Regions from separate parts of the Homo sapiens genome. Here region 2 is linked to region 1. A link is a contact called in ENCODE Hi-C or POLR2A ChIA-PET data. All regions are on one chromosome and are shown on one strand. Each heading gives the region's core, a stretch centred on a gene start or an enhancer-like site at or near the end of the contact. The rest is flanking DNA. Distances are from core to core; before and after follow the strand shown. Region 1 overlaps TMEM217B (transmembrane protein 217B). Region 2 holds the start of RNF8 (ring finger protein 8).

Evidence for each region. Hi-C counts contacts between places; a loop is a spot of excess contacts on that map. ChIA-PET counts read pairs that join two places held with the same protein, here RNA polymerase II (POLR2A). Pooled maps may share reads with other maps.
Region 2: a pooled map shows a loop between it and region 1 (3-fold over the local background). The contact joins the promoter of RNF8 here to the enhancer-like site in region 1. A Hi-C loop is called at or near these places in 1 of 37 single-sample maps with no recorded cell type and 4 of 50 pooled maps. POLR2A ChIA-PET finds 5 or more read pairs at or near these places in 1 of 52 experiments (H1).

The regions. Positions count from the first base shown.
Region 1 is chr6:37,219,052-37,224,854 of GRCh38, forward strand. The region is part of intron 1 of TMEM217B (transmembrane protein 217B); the gene reads right to left. The region is part of intron 1 of TMEM217 (transmembrane protein 217); the gene reads right to left. Among named protein-coding and RNA genes, the nearest start is that of TBC1D22B, 36 kb to the right of the region's middle. RefSeq lists an enhancer at 2,845-2,984 and silencers at 3,185-3,444, 3,815-3,864. Within about 2 kb of position 3,565, at least 22 of the 41 ENCODE cell types and tissues checked have a DNase peak (open chromatin) inside an H3K27ac peak, as active enhancers do.
Region 2 is chr6:37,351,981-37,357,783 of GRCh38, forward strand. It overlaps RNF8 (ring finger protein 8), which reads left to right and starts at 2,003. Exons shown (of 8, transcript NM_003958.4): 1 at 2,003-2,295. The coding sequence starts at 2,185. RefSeq lists a silencer at 1,856-1,955 and an enhancer at 2,256-2,305.

The sequences.
Region 1 (5,803 bases), core at 2,315-4,814:
AAACAACATGAGGGAGAATTCTAGTTCCTGCCAACATGGTAAATTACCAGGGTTTCTGCCTCCTTCCCCAAATCTACTTTGGAGAAATATAGACAGAAATACGAAAACTGGGAAACTATAGCCTTGGGAAGACACAGGCTGTTTAAAATAGATTGGGGGTGGGGAAGAGAGAGGATTCAGTCAAGTTGGTGGCAATGACCAGATAAAATTACAGTAGTGGTTCTCAACCCTGGATCCACCTTAGAATCACCAAAAGTACCCAAGTCCAGGCCCCACCACAGACCAATCACAACATTCTCTGGTTGGGATCCAGGCACCAGTAATTTTCAAAACTTCCTAGTAATTTTCGTATGTAGCCAGTGTTGGAAAAAGCTGAGTTAGAAAAAGATGGCTTAAATTATGCTCTTAGCTGGGCACAGTGGCTCATGCCTGTAATCCCAGTACTTTGGGAGGCTGAGGTGTGAGGATTGCTTGAGTCCAGCAGTTCAAGACCAGCCTGGACAACATGGTGAAACCCCATCTCTACAAAAATTAGTCAGGTGTGGTGGTGCATGCCTGTAGTTTTAGCTACTTAGGAGGCTGAAGTAGGAGGATCACTTGAGCCCAGGAAGTCAAGGCTGCAGTGAGCTGAGATCATGCCACTGCACTCCATCCTGGGTGACAGAGCAAGACCCTATATCCAAAAAAAAAAAATTATGCTGTTAACTCTCCCAGCATTGCCTTGGGCTTCCATTGCTGCCCAGATGGTGAAAATTGCCTGTACTTGTTCAGACCTGAGTACAGATGTTTCAGGATATAACCAGGGCAGCACAAGAACCCTGTTGGGTGGAGATGATAAAAACAGGTGGACACCAACTGGCTTTGGGCAATCGCTTCTCTACTACATATCAAAATATGGATTACAGTGAAAGATGCATACTTTAAAGGAAATTTAGAGCCCTAGGATAGACTAGCCTTATAATAGAAAAGAAAATGTAACAATGAGCTAAGTATTCAACTCAAGAAGTTAGAGGGAAAATAAGAACTATACAAAAGTAGGAGGAAGAAAATAAATAGAAGCGCGTAAGTCAATGAAACAGGAAATAAAGTAGAGGGATTTCTGACTGGTTAGGTTATTTGGGCTGACATGTTGCCAAAAAGCAACTTAAAATGCTGGATAAAATAGTTTAAAAATATAAAGTATAGAAGTGCTCCCCAAGTGGAAGGAAGTAAATTTTGCTCTGAAGTTATTTGCCAATCTAGGCACACTTGATTTCATTATGACAGCAATGCAGGGTAAAGAACAAAATCAAAGCTCTGGGTCCACCAAGGTGAGGAGTCTTTCCTATATTAGTTGTGAGCATCCCCAAAGGCCTACGATTAGGGGAAAGGTGAATCAGAAGTAAACCTCCCCTACATCTTTCTGCCAGGAAACTCCAAGAAAAGTTGGCTTGTTAACTACACTGAGCAGGTGGGGAGAAAACTCTCCTTGAGACATTGTAATCATAGCTGGCCTTTTTTTTTTTGTAGATTTATAGCCCATATTACATGAAGTATTTTTTTTAACTTTAAGTTATAAATCTTGTTTAAAGTCGTCCTAAACTGAAAGTGTGTCTAAGTGTCTGGCAGAAGCAAATTCAAATCCTCTCTGGAGGATTGTACTTTTATGCTGGTCTTCATCCTCTAAGAATCTTCATCAGTAATTTTTCAGGGACAATGACAAGTACATAGTGAAAAATAACCAAGCACATAAGGAACAAGGCACTGTGAGAACAAGCTGAAACAACAGATAGCAATGGAACTGCAGTAATATCTGATCATCAAACAACTATGATTACTATATTTTTGCATTATTTAAAATTTTTGTTTTACTTTTATTATAGTATAATTCATGCATATATAATACACAGATATATATAATATATATACAAGATAAAATTTTACATCTTAACCATTTTTAAGTAGACAGTTTAGTAGTGTTAAGTATATTCATTTTGTTGTACAAACAATCTCTAGAACTTTTTCATCTTGCAAAACTGAAACTGTACACCCATTAAGCAACGAATTCCCATTTCCCCCTGCCCCAGCTCCTGGAAACTATCATTCTACTTTCTGTTTCTATTAATTTGACTACTCTGGACATGTCATGTAAGTGGAGTCTTTTTTTTTTTTTTGAGACGGAGTCTCGCTCTGTCGCCCAGGCTGGAATGCAGTGGTGCAATCTCAGCTCACTGTAACCTCCATCTCCTGGGTTCAAGCGATTCTCGTGCCTCAGCCTCCCAAGTAGCTGGGACTACAGGAGTGCACCACCACACCTGGCTAATTTTTGTATTTTTAGTAGAGACGGGGTTTCGCCATGTTGGTCAGGCTGGTCTCAAACTCCTGACCTCAGGTGATCCTCCCACCTCGGCCTCCCAAAGTGCTGGGATTACAGGGGTGAGCCACCCCACCTGGCCATGTAAGTAGAATCTTATAGCATTTGTGACTGGCTTATTTCTGTTAACATAATGTCCTCAAGGTTCATCTATGTTATAGAATGTGTCAGAATTTTCTTTGATTACTGCATTAAAATAAATAAAAGATAAACTGAAAATATATGAAGAAACAGGAAACCATAGAAAATGACCTAGTGTTACAGGATCTCTGGGGTGTCAATTTTCTGGCCAGAAACCTCTGTGGCCAGCGGCACCTTTGCCTGAGTTCTTGTTCTGTGTCCAAGATGAATGAGGTACACAGACAAGTGAAGGGTAAACAAGATGAAGATGAGCTTTAAGTGTTAGATCAGCTAAAAGGAGACTCGCAGTGGGTAGCTCCGCTCTGTAGGCAAGTCATGCTAATATCTGCTGTTCTCAGCAGGGAGAAGGCCCTGGAGAGGGTTGCTCCTCTATGCAGCTGATAGTCCTGACGTCTCTGCAGGTCTCTGAGGCTCTCAGAAGAGAGGGTAGTTCCTCTCTGTAGCTGGTCCTCCCATTGTCTCCTGCTATCAGCAGAGAGGATAGCTCCTCTCTGCAGCTGGTCGTCCTATCATCTCTCTGCTCTCTTCGTCCTCTAGCCATCCTCTGCCCTGCTCTGGCTAAGCCCAGGTCTTTTATGGACCTCAGAAGGGAGGAAGTGCACGCAGATTGGTACATCGGGGGCCATGGGCAGGCTGGAAGAGGCACCACTTAGGTCTGCAGGACTGGCGGCCTGGCCCCAGCCTTCAGGCTCTCCCTGGCCTGAGGGTGGGGCCTTACTGAGGACCCGCCCCCTTCCACCCGGGAATCGATACGCCTCCCGCTGCCATCCATGGCCCCCCCAGGGCTCGACCCCAACCCGGCTCCGAGATTTGAACTGGTGCCGGGATTGGAGAGAGGCCAGGCAGCGGGAGCAGACATCCGGGAGCCTGCAGGGACGGCAGGAAGCCGGGGAAGGGGGCCTCCTGGGGTCCCCGAGGGTGCAGGCTGCAGAGACGCCCGGGTCCTGCACCTAGGAGGTCCCGCCCCGCTAACTCGAAAGGGGCGGGTCTCCTACTTGTCCCTGGCTCCTGCCTGCTCAGTGAAGTGGGAGGCCCAGGTCTGCAGCCGTGGGTCCTGGCAGCTGCAGCTGCACCTGGGAGGGCAGATCCTGCCTATTCCCGGCCCTCCTCCAAGAGCACAGGGAGGCTTCGATGCACAGCCACAGTTTGGGCAGCTGCAGCCCGCCCAAGAGGGCGGGACTTCTGCCTGCTCCGTAGAGCCGGAGGTGGGGTCTACGGCTTTGGTTTGGGCGGCTGCAGTAGCACCCGGTGAGTTCCCGACTTAACTCAGAAGGGGCCGGGCTTCCACCGGCTCCATGGAGTGTGTAACCCTAGCCGCGCCTCCCTGCTGCAGCTGGAGTGACAGCCGGAGTGATGGTAGCAGCCACTGCCATTACTAGCTGATTTGAAAAAGAACCCAAATAGAATTTCTAGAGATGAAAAACTCAGTATCTGAAATTAAAAATTCAGTGGACATAAATGGTAGCAGGTTGGACACAGATTAAGGAATAATTAGTTAACCAGGAAACAAGATAAATCAGCAGAAATTATCCAGAATGTAGCACAGGGAGACAAAAAGATGGAAAATATGAAGGAGAAGTTAAGAGACATGAAAGACATAATAAGATGTTCTGATAGAGAAAGAGAGATGAGACAAAATGGGGGTAGCATATTTACAGAGAAAATAGCTGAGGATTTGCACAACTGAAAAAAAAACACCAATGCACAGATTCAAGAAACCTAACTGATTGCTAGAAGGATAAATGAAAGAAAATCTACACAAAACATATGGTACTCAAACTATGGAACACCACACACAAAAAGAAAATCTCAAAAGCAGCCAATGGGCTTTTTATTTAAAAGACCAACAGTTATAGACTTCTATAGGAAACAAAAATCCCATGGAATAATATTTTAATTGTGCTACACAAAGCAAAACAAACAAATAGAAACCCCTGCCAACCTAGGATTCTATACTCAACTCAAATATTTTTCTTTTTTTGAGACAGTATCTTGCTCTGTCGCCCAGGCTGGAGTACAGTGGCGTGATCTCAGTTCACCACAACCTCTGCCTCCCGGGTTCAAGCAATTATCCTGCCTCAGCCTCTCAGGTAGCTGGGATTACAAGCGTGTGCCACCATGCCCAGCTAATTTTTGCATTTTTAGTAGAGACGGGGTTTCACCATGTTGGTCAGGCTGCTCTCAAACTCCTGACCTCAGGTGATCTGCCACCTTGGCCTCCCAAAGTGCTGGGATTACAGGCGTGAGCCACTGCACCTAGCCCATTTTTCTTATTTATATATTTATTTATAGAGATGGAGTCTTGCTGTGTTGCCCAGGCCAGAATGGAGTAATGCAATCATAGCTCACTGCAGCCTCAAACTCCTGAGCTCAACAGAGCCTCCTGCCTCAGCCTTTTTTTTTTTTTCTGGAGACAGGATCTCACTCTGTCACCAGGCTGGAATGCAGTGGCACGATCTCAGCTCACTGCAACCTCCGCCTCCTGGGTTCAAGCGATTCTCCTGCCTCAGCCTCCCGAGTAGCTGGGACTACAGGCGCCCACCACCATGCCTGGCTCATTTTTTTGTATTTTTAGTAGAGACAGAGTTTTACCATGTTGGCCAGGCTGGTCTTGAACTCCTGACCTCAAATGATCCGCCTGCCTCGGCCTCCCAAAGTGCTGGGATTACAGGCGTGAGCCACCGCGCCCGGCCTCTGCCTCAGCCTTTTAACTAGCTGGGACCACAGGTGCATACTACCACATGCAGCTCATTAAAAAAGAAATTTTTTTTAGCTGGGTGCAGTGGCTCATGCCTGTAATCCCAGCACTTTGGGAGGCTGAGGTGGGCGGATCATGAGGTCAGGAGATCGAGACCATCCTGGCTAACATGATGAAACCCTGTCTCTACTAAAAATACAAAAAATTAGCCGGGCGTGGTGGCGGGCACCTGTGGTCCCAGCTACTCGGGAGGCTGAGTCAGGAGAATGGCGTGAACCCAGGAGGCAGAGCTTGCAGTGAGCCAAGATCACACCACTGCACTCCAGGCTGGGTGACAGAGCGAGACTCCTCTCAAAAACAAACAAACAAACGAAAAAAAAACCTTTTATTTTTGGAGAGACAGCATCTCGCCATGTTACCCAGGCTGGTCTCAAACTCCTGGCCTCAAGTGACCCTCCCACCTCAGCCTTCTGAGCAGCTGGGATTACAGGAGTGAGCCACTGTAAATATTTTTCTAAAATATTTTTCAAGATTGAGAGCACACAGTATGATGATAACCTTTTCATAAAAATCAAAACCAAGCAAAATTTAAGAATATATTTTTTGGCCAT
Region 2 (5,803 bases), core at 753-3,252, 130 kb after region 1:
CACCATGCCCAGATCATTTTTGTATTTTTACTAGAGACAGGGTTTCACCATGTTGGCCAGGCTGGTCTGGAACCCCTGACCTCAGGTGATCCACCTGCCTCGGCCTCCCAAAGTGCTGGGATTACAGGCGTGAGCCGCCACACTTGGCTGTGTGTGTGTTTTTTGTTTTTGTTTTTGTTTTTTTTGTTGTTGTTGTTTTGATGGAGTTTCACTCTTGTTGTCCAGGCTGGAGTGCAATGGCGAGATCTCGGCTCACCGCCACCTCTGCCTCCTGGGTTCAAGCGAGTCTCCTGGCTCAGCCTCCTGAGTGGCTGGGATTACAGGCACACGCCACCACGCTGGGCTAACTTTGTATTTTTAGTAGAGACGGTGTTTCTCCATGTTGGTCAGGCTGGTCTTGAACTCCCAACCTTAGGTGATCCGCCTGCCTCGGCCTCTCAAAAGTGCTGAGATTACAGGCATGAGCCACCATGCCCAGCCCGGCTGGTTTTTTGACAGAATTTTATTTAGGAAAATTGTTTTCCTTCTTTCCCCTTGTGCAAAAAAAAAAAAAAAAGAGAGGAAGAAGGGAGGAAGGAAGGAAGGAAGGAGAGAAAGAAAGAGAGAGAAAGAAGAAAAGAGAAAGAAAAAAGAAAAGAAAGAAAGAGAAGGAAGGAAGGAAAGAAAGAAGAAAGAAATTGTTAACTGGGTGTTGGAAAACTGAAAAGACAAAAGGGGCTCAACCATTGGATGTACTCACTGCAGGCAGCAGCTATCACACTATATGGAAAATCCAAAGGAGAGGCTGAGTTTAAAAACAATTTTTTAATTGGCCGGGCTCGGGGGCTCATGCTTGTAATCTCAGCACTTTGGGAGGCTGAGGCGGTTGGATCACTTGAATCCAGGAGACACGGCGAAACCCGGTATCTACCAAAAAATATAAAAATTAGCCGGGCGTGGTGGCGCGTGCCTGTAATCCCAGCTACTCTGGAGGCTGAGGCAGGAGAATCTCTTGAACCCGGGAGGCGGAGGTTGCAGTGAGCTGAGATCGCACCACTCCAGGCTGCACTCCAGCCTGGGTGACAGGGCGAGACCCTGTCTGTAATCAGTAATAATAATAATAAAATTAACAGCTTTATTGAGTATAATTTACATGCCATAAAATTCACCCACTGGAAGTTTACACTTTCTTCACTTTACAGGGTCTCACTCTGTCGCCCAGGCTGGGATGCAGTGGCGCCATGTCGGCTCACTGCAACCTCTGCCTCCCGGGGTCAGGTGATCCTCCCACCTCAGCCTCCCAAGTAGCCGGACTACAGGTGTGCACCACCACACCTAGCTAATTTTTCTTTTTTTTCTTTTTTCCTTTCTCTCCCTCCCTTCCTCCTTTTTTTTTTTTTTTTTTTGTAGATACGGTGTCTCCCCATGTGGCCAGGTTGGTCACAACTCCTGAACTCAAGTGATCCGCGCGTCTCGACCTCCCAAAGTGCTGGGATTACAGGCGTGAGCCACTGCGTCCGGCCACACTTCCATGACTTTTTAATAAACTTATACAGTTGTACAATTGTCACCACAATCCACTTTTAGAACATTTCTATTACCGCTTTCCTCCAATTTTTTCAAGCCCATCTGCATTCAATACCCGCTCCCACACCTCGCCCCAGGTAACTGTGCTCTTTGTCTTTGTAGATTTGCCTAGTGTAATTTATTTTTTACTTCGGTAATATAAGTAGGTCGTGCAAAATAGAGACTATTTAGCAACAGACTAGGCAGACTTAAATCCGATGGAAAGTTTAAAGTTGTTTAAAAGTGGGCTATAGTTTCACATGACTTTTTTAAAAAGAGGAAAGGTGAGAAGAGGTTCCAGTCTGGGGCGGCTAGGACTGGGGTGATGGTTCTGGAGGCGGCGAGGGAAGGTGTGAGGCGAGGAGACCTCTCGAATCGCGCCCGCCCCGCCCAGGGCCGGATTGGCTCCCAACCCACCCTCTTTGCTCCAGGGCGGCCGCCGTCCTCTTGCGCAGGCGTAGTGCTCCTGCTTCCTGGCCGAGGGCGGGCGAGCGGAGCCTGCTTTCGCAGCGATCGCGAGCGTGTGGCGATTGCTTCTGTCTGTTATTTAGATATGGAAGCTGAGGGGATGCACAGAGGCAGCCAGAACCTAGGTCAGGGTCTCGCTCGGTGCTGACCGCCCCCGGGGTCGAGTAGGCGATGGGGGAGCCCGGCTTCTTCGTCACAGGAGACCGCGCCGGTGGCCGGAGCTGGTGCCTGCGGCGGGTGGGGATGAGCGCCGGGTGGCTGCTGCTGGAAGATGGGTGCGAGGTACGGGGGAAGGGGTCCTGTGGAGCGGAGGGCAGGGGCTGGAGGGAGCGGGGCTCCGGGGAGGGAGGAAGGTGTCTTGCTGGGCTGAATGAATGGCAGAGAGGAGGCGGGCATCAGGAAGAGGAGCGAAGTGTCTGTGGGGGGGGTGGATTCCTGGGGAGAGAAGGGAGAAAGCGGTTCTGGCGCGAGCGGCTGAAGGGTCTGCGGTGGGAGGTGTTTGGGGGAGAAATAGGGGCCGAGTGGGAGAAAGGAAGAAAAGAGAGTTCGGCTCTGGGGAGCCCGGGGGGGCCACAAGGGTTGGGGCGAGGACGGAGGCCCTGACCCGCGGCCTGTGGGGCGAGAAGCGGGCCCCGTCCAGAGAGGCCTGGGTCAGCGGGTAGCTGGGCCGGGGACTGGGAGGAGAGGGACGCGCAGGGAACGTGAGGAGATGCGGGGGTGTCGAGGAGGGGAGGGCGGGGGCTGGCCAGATCCCGTTTAGGGCGCACAGAGCCCCGCGGTGCCAGGTCGGGGAACGGTGGCGGGGGCCGCGAGCTGCCGGGAAGCCGAGGCAGGGCCCGGCGCCTGAACTTTCTCGAGTTTGTTTTGAAAACGATTGCAAATTTTGGGTTTTGTCCCTTAAAGCAATCAAACTTTCACGTAGAAATGTCTTCCTCCTTCCCAACTCTGAGGAACATGGGCGGCTTGGGCTGGGCCACATTTCTCCTGTGAGGCTCGGTACGGCCGAGTGGCACTCCCTGAGGTGGGTCGGGCAGGTATTCAGAGTTCTCTCCAGAGGCTGCCTGTCGTCTTTATTAATGCAGTTGCAAATGAAAAATATTTTAAGGGGAAAGATGAGGTACCGTTCCTGGCACGGTTCAAGATGCACCAGCGTGGTGCATCTTGAAAAGACGAGGGAAGGGAGGAGGGAGTTAGATTGCAATCAGGTTGAGAAGGAGAACTGGGTCAGGGACAAGCTTGTGATGACTGGGAACCATTTGGGTTTTGGAAATAATCTGTATGAAAAGTTCTCTTTGCAGTAAAAGTGGATGGTTGGTCATGATGTAAATTCAAGAAGTATTTTGAGTCTCATGTGTGTTCAGGTAGATTTTTCCTATAAGCCGTACTGCCTCAATTCAGTCTGCCAGGTATTTACTGAGTATTTAACATTGTTTGGTGTACAATGAGGACAAATAAAATTTCTGCGCTCGAAGAGTTTAAGGCTTGAGTGGGGAGAGAGGATTTATACAATGAAGCAGTCATCGTATAAAGAACATCCATATGGGCTGTATGATCAAGTGCTAAGATTTGGATTATTTAGTTCCTTCCCAGAGCAGTAGTTCTTCAAGTCAGAGGAGGAATTCATGTCTAGGCACAAATTTAATTGCTAGATTAGGGAGTGTTATAAAGGGTTACTTGTATGCTGTGGTTTGAGGAACACCAAGAAAACATCTCTGCCTCCAAATACCTCTTCTATCCAGGTATTAGTGCCTAAAAGTCCACATTAAGCATTCATTCTTTTAGCTTGAGCACTGATCTTTCCCTGCCTGGCCCTTTCCAACAGCATATGTTTGTGGGAAGTTTAACAAATTAAAACACGAACACCTGAATAATAACCTGAATAATACACACAAAAATAAATTATTTTTGTGCATAACTATTAGTTAATTTCACATACATTACTTAATCTGATCCCTGCATACACACAACCTCATAAGATAACTCAGTGGGCAAGTGTTATTCCTTTAGATTCAATTGTTGTGGATTAATTTATGACTTCTGAATAGCTTGTCAGTACTGCAGTCTTGGGCAGGTGGGATGGGGAGGACGAATTAAAGCACCTGAAGAAAGGGCAAGAAGACTATAAAGCAGTCTTAGACATATTCTAAACCATTTGATAGTTCTTTATGGGGCCAGTTGCATGGGGAGGGACCCATATAAACTCAGTGGTAAGACTGTGGCTGGCTTCAGGGACCTGTGTGTAGGAGAAGCCTGCCAGGCTTGGCTGCCTGCAAGGTCAGGTCGTAGCATAGCCTGAAAAGAAGTCTGAATCAAAGGCAAGAGAAGAAGTTGTACTTATTGTTATGGTCCCCAAATCATAGCACAAGCTGTTTTGCACAAGATTTTAAAAGATACGCTAATAACATAACAGCAAAGGTAGGTCAGTTCCCTGCCTTTCCAGTTCTTAGTCTCAGATGTTGTGGATAAAATAATAAAACAGGGTTCCTTTCATTTCATTGATGGGAACACTGTAGTAAATTGTCTAATTAAGTGGCTTTAAGCTTGTTAAAGCAATGCATAGAGTTTGGTGGAAAAACAAGTAGAGATTTATTGCAAATTAGCTAGTTCTCAGGTACTATAAAGTATCTAGGCCTTTGGGGAAAACAACAGAACCTTCTCTCCCCTTTTCTTCTCTTGTATTTAGTTTTCATTAAGTTTTCTGCCCCAAGGGAAAAAAGGGAAAGGATGGTTATATTTACTGGTTTGGGGGCTTTTTTGTGGGGTGTTTTGTTTTGAGACAGAGTACTCCTTCTGTCACCCAGGCTGGAGTGCAGTGGTGTGATCACACCTTCACCTCCCTGGTTCAAGTGGTTCTTCTGTCTCAGCCTCCGAAGTAGCTGGGATTACAGATATGCACCACTATGCCCAGTTACTTTTTGTGTTTTCAATAGAGGTGGGGTTTCGCCATGTTGGCCAGGCTGGTCTCGAACTCCTGGCCTCATGTGATCCGCCCGCCTGGGCTTCCCAAAGTGCTGGAATTACAGGTGTGAGCCACCACACCTGGCCAGATTTACTTGTTATTTGAGAAACAGTAGGAATTGTGCCCAGGAGGAAAGAGATAGTCTTAGTGAAGGTGGGCAAAGACAGGATGATCTTTTAGATCAATAATGTGTGTAAGCTCAAAGGCTTGCAAAACTATTGTAAATGAAAACAACCCCTCACATATGGGTCGTCAGTCAGTTCCCACGGGAAATTCAGTGTTATGTTGAGTGGTCCTGAGATTTCCAGGTAACCTCACTGCACTCTTTAACTACAGTATAGGTGAAATATCAGTAGTACCAAGGTAAATTCTAAGACCAGGCAGTGCAGGGAAGGATGTAAAAGAATGATTCCTTTTTCTGGGTTCAGAGTCTGTTGGAGGCAATGTCAGGAAAAGGCACTCTTCTACTGTTTTGGTACTGTTTTCCCCTGGCTACTCACAATGGCAGTCTGGCTGTCTCCCCTCAAGTATTAGCATGTAATATGAGATGCTTCCTCTCTTAGAGATAAAGCTACCTAAATAGAAATTTTACTGAATATGGACGACAGATAAATCCCTAGCCATTCCATTTTTAACAGATATGTGTATTCAGAGGAACTTCTATAATTAATATAATTCTGGCAGAGTGTGAAAGAACTGAAAAACTTTGTGCTCAGTGTTGGTGGAGTGATCACCACAACATTTTAAAGAGAAACAAGTGAGACTGTATGAGTTCCAACTGCTGCTCCATATTTTCCAATGGTAATACAGTCTCTAACTTCTGACCTAAAA